Regions from separate parts of the Homo sapiens genome. Here region 2 is linked to region 1. The links are chromatin loops, found by intact Hi-C in ENCODE. Cell type or tissue: MCF 10A. All regions are shown on one strand.

Evidence for each region. A loop is a pair of places that touch in the nucleus more often than their neighbours do. Peaks named below come from ENCODE experiments on the same cell type or tissue, not always from the same donor. Only the 100,000 strongest peaks of a DNase experiment are listed, where the experiment ranks them.
Region 2: it touches region 1 in a loop (15-fold over the local background); 2 of 110 quality-filtered maps call a loop at or near these places.

Annotation. Positions count from the first base shown.
Region 1 is chr4:175,418,534-175,421,033 of GRCh38, reverse strand. No RefSeq gene overlaps it. Among named protein-coding and RNA genes, the nearest start is that of GPM6A-DT, 370 kb to the left of the region's middle. In MCF 10A, no CTCF peak of the experiment used is centred here; a DNase peak (open chromatin) is centred at 1,453.
Region 2 is chr4:175,329,083-175,331,582 of GRCh38, reverse strand. No RefSeq gene overlaps it. Among named protein-coding and RNA genes, the nearest start is that of ADAM29, 410 kb to the right of the region's middle. In MCF 10A, no CTCF peak of the experiment used is centred here; DNase peaks (open chromatin) are centred at 712 and 1,142.

The DNA of each region.
Region 1 (2,500 bases):
TAAGTTCATGGGTCCAAGTGCAGGTTTGTTACATAGGTAAACTTGTGTCATGAGGGTTTGTTGTACAGATTATTTCATCATCCAGGTATTAAGCCTAGTATCCATAGTCTAGATCCTTTCACCTTTCACCCTCCAAAGGGCCCCGGTGTGTGTTGTTCCCCTCTATGTGTCCATGTGTTCTCATCGTTTAGCTCCCACTTAAAAGTGAAATCATATGGTATTTGGTTTTCTGTTCCTGTGTTAGTTAGCTAAGAATAATGGCTTCCAGCTCCATCTATGTTCCTGCAAAGGACATGATCCTCTTCTTTTATATGGCTGCATAATATTCTGTGGTGTATGTGTACCACATTTTCTTTATCCAGTCTATCATTGATGGGCATTTAGGTTGATTCCATGTCTCTGCTATTGTGAATAGTGCTGCAATGAACATATGTGTGCATGCCTCTTTATAACAGAATGATTTATATTCCTTTGGGTGTATACCTGGTAACGGGATTGCCGGGTCGAATAGTATTGCTGCCTTTAGGTCTTTGAGGAATCATGACACTGTCTTCCACAATGGCTGAACTGATTTACACTCCCACCAACAGTGCATGTTTCTCATCTCTACCAATGTGCACTGATTTAGTACTAGATGTTTTCCATTTAGTAGAGGCGGCAAAAAGCATAGAAGAAGGGTGTGTTTTAGGATGTAGAAATATCAAAAGCTACTTAGATTTAATATCTGTGGGCTGAAACATGGTTAAAATGACAGTTTATCATTCATATGTAATGTCTTTTTGAAAAAAATCTCCACCATAAGGATAAATGTGATCAAGTATTTATTGTGTCAAGGAGGGTAATGTAGATACAAGCTTTCTATTTGTTTGCCAGAATCTTTTTAACCACTAAGAATTGTGATATGGAGATTGCAAATAGCAAAAGCTAATTTTCTGCATTCCTTCAAGTAATGTTCTTTTATTTTATTGTTTTGTCAAAGTCAGTGAATAGATATAGTTGTCACTTTTGCATAATGGTAGATGGTATTTCTGAACTTGCTACTGCTATCCTTATAACCCTAGCAACCGAAAACAAAAGTTATAATATTTTAGCTTCTTGTATGCTGTTGAAAAATAAATATGACAGACACATAGTATTAAAAAAATGACCCACATAAGAGGACTCGTTTAGGGTCCAGAATTCTTTTTGCCTCAAAGACAAATCTGAGCAAATAACACAGCAGGTAGATCTTGCTCTAGGAATAATTATTTCTAAAAACAAAAAAGAAATACTAATCAGTGGGCTGTGGGTGGGGATGGAAATAGCATTAAAATGCTCTACATTCTTCAGAAGTTACAAACTGCCTTCGATGCTGGAAAGCACACATAGTTACATCCCATTTCATCAGATCCATTTGTATTACTCAAGATTTTCTCACAGACACACTCAGAATAATGTTTGTCCAAATGTTTGGGCACTCTGTGACTCAGTCAGGCTGACACAGAAAATTGACCATGTAAGGAGGAAAAAAAAAATGTTCTCTGTAGCAAACTGTGTTGGAATTGTCAAGGACAAAAGGGATTCATGTTTCCCACCCCTACAACAGTAGCTTCACATCCCACTCTGACTCCCATCCCACCAATTTAAACTGCTTGTGAGAGGGGCAAATCACAGTTGCATCCCATGACATACAGAGCTTAAGCATTACTCCCTTACACAAGGGTTTGCTGATGTGTTAAATTCAGGTTAGGCATGACGTACATGATTCTGATGTAGTCATTCTGTATGTTACTATGTCCACAATCACAGCAATTATTACAATTGCCTGCTACTTATCTGTGTTTTCCTTAGATGGCAAATATTAGGGGTGGTGACAAGGTCTGTATTTTCATTATGATATACCCAGTGCCTGGTGTTTAATAAGAAATGTTCAATAAGGTTGGAACAAAGGAAGGAAAACATAGATAGGTTGATCCAGAAATGAAAATGAATGTTAACAATGGCAAAAGAGCTAAGCATATGGGAATATTTAAAAATTGGTCAGAAAAATATAGTATCATTGGCTTGAGATTGGTGAATACCAAAGAGTAAGACATTATTATAATAGAGGTATATATTTTGGGAAACACAGGGAAGGAAGGATAAAATGAAAACAGTTCTTTATGAGCTGAATTTTATGGAATACTTTTAAACCTCTTTGATCTGTTCTCAAAACTAACAGACTTAATTGAATTTTGTGAACTCCTGTTGGCCTTTTGGTCTTCAAGTTTTTTCTTGATTATTGCCTCATTGTTGAATGAAGATGAACCTCCTGTCGAGGGGTTACTTTTATAATGTAGGGTATTAGAGGGGTCAGGCTTGGGTCAGAAAGATTGGTAATTGCAAAAGTATGGGCTGCTGGATTAGAAGGGATGATTATTAGAGTCGATCATTTTGAGGCGTTGGGGAAATTTTACATGCAGTTTCTAACCTCAAAATTCTTTTTAAAAATGTTTTATTATATATTGGACTATTATAGTTG
Region 2 (2,500 bases), 89 kb after region 1:
CTTTTTACTCGTAGCAGGCCTAGCATTTTCTTAGTCAGTTTATGTTGTATCTTGGCACTTGGTATTAGCCTAGTGGCCAGAAGGGGAGGTGGGATAAGTCTTTAGGGGGATGATATTTATTGTACAAGCAGAGCCCTCTGCATCATCTTCAAGCAAGAAAGGACAGCAGAACCTTATCAGGCAGGAGTGGGCCATTTGTGCAGGCCCCAGTGTGTTCAAGGACATTAATTCAAATATCCCTTTCTCAAATCCCAGGCTTCCAGTCTTTCCCAGATAGGTTCTTGGAATAGCAGACTTGCTTGATATGAAAATTCAACCTCCTCTGAAGTGCTCTACCTTTCTAATTATGTCCTGGGCTTACTCCTCAGCTTTTCTCGCCCTCTGGCTACAGTGAATGAGAATCTTTTATATGCCTCCATGGAGGTCTTCTGACTCTCAGACCTTGTTTAAAATAGGTCATTGATCACTCTTAGCCTTTCCCTGTATTTCACAATGCATCAGTAGTACCCAGTGGCAGTATTCAGATTCCACGCTCCTTATAACTGCTACTGACTTCCTTGAAACTCAATTGCCTGAGTGATTGAACCATCAGTGCCTTCCCTTTCACCATGGTTCTATTCTAATTCACTACTGGTGAAAATTGAATGACTGTACTGCTATAGCATGTCCAGGCTCTCAGTATCTAGTGTCTGTGATGTGCTCTTCTTTGCCATTTCATTGTGGTCAGTGGGTGACTCAGCTTTACAGTAACCTTATAGAGTATACGTCATAAGATCACTCCTGAAAACTACCGTAGCATCTTGGATTTAAGGAAACAGACTCTAAATAGATACCTGTCTTCAGGGTGTTTATATGAGAAGGATCTCAGAAGCACTACCTATAAAAGAAGAGGAGAAGCAGGAGCAGAAAAAGAAAGAAGTTGACTTTTGATGTAGCTGCAAAAGAGGCCTGTGCTGCTTGCATGAGGAGCTCTGGCACCAAGATGGGCCTTCAGAGATGTCCCATGTTGAGGCAAGGGCTGAGCTTCTGCACCACCACACTGGCTGCATTTGATGGCCAGTGGAGGCATAACCTTGGGCATGCCATTTTGTTCAGGTGAAGCCAGTTCTCATGGAGAGAGTCAGCCTTCAGCAGCTAACATTCTTGGCACCCAGCAGAATGATTGCATCAGTCATGAAACACTGTGCTACATTCTTTTTTTTTTTTTTTTTTTTCTTGAGACAGAGTCTTGCTCAGTGGCCCAGGCTGGAGTGCAGTGGCATGATCTCCGCTTACGGCAACCTCCACCTCCCAGGTTCAAACAAAGGGTCTCCTACCTCAGCCTCCTGAGTAGCTGGGACCACAGGTGCGTGCCACCATGCCCAGCTAACTTTTGTGTTTTTAGTAGAGATGGGGTTTTGCCATGTTGGCCAGGTTGGTCTTGAACTCCTGACCTGTGATCCGCCCGCCTCAGCCTCCCAAAGAGTTGGGATGACAGGCGTGAGCCAGTGTGCCAGGCCTGTGCTACATTCTTTACAAATATAAACTCACATAATTTTTATAAGGACCCTTTGAGGTAGATTCCATCATTTTTCATATTTTACAGGTGAGGAATGCACAGAGAACTTAGGTAATTTGTCCAAGTGGATATGACTAAGAATTGTGGGAGCCAGGATTTGAATCCAGGCGGTTTAGCTCCCAGTTAACTGCAATATGTTTCCCTTAATGATTGCCTTTAAATTATTACATGGCATTTTGAGGATAAATTGGGATAACATATGTAAAGTACAGTCTACCATGCTTCAATATTCTAGAAGGTTAATGACTAGTAAATACTTATTTCAGTGTTCTACATTAACTTGCTAATTTTCTTGGTATAATATGAACAGTGAGCAGAAACTCTATTAAGGTGTGGGTGTGAAACAGCATTAGGGAATGGGCAGAAGCCTCATGAAGAGGTTTTTAAAATATACGCCTACCTGTTAAGTTTCAGCTGTGTTTCTCCTTGCACACTTGATTAGAAAGATGCAGAACTACCTATTTGTGGTGACCTGAAATAAAGACAGAGGCAATAATTGTTATCTGAAATGCAATGGATGATTATATAAGCTGCTGATTCTTGCTGTTGTCTACACAAAGAGAAAAAAATATTTTCAGGAAAAAATTTAAATTAAATTTTATTTACTTTCATAACACTTTTCATAGTTTGCTGTACTTCATATATGCCAAGTATTTTTTGTTGTTGTTGTTTTAGAGACAGAGTTTTACTCTTGTTGCTCAGGCTGGAGTACAATGGCACAGTCACGTCTCACTGCAACCTCCACCTCCAGGGTTCAAGTGATTCTCCTGCCTCAGCCTCCCAAGTAGCTGGGATTACAGTCGTGCACCACCATGCCCAGCTAATTTTTGTATTTTTAGTAGAGATGGGGTTTCACCATGTTGGCCAGGATGGTCTCGAACTCCTGACCTCAGGTGATCTGCCCACCTTGGCCTCCCAAAGTGCTGGTATTACAGGTATGAG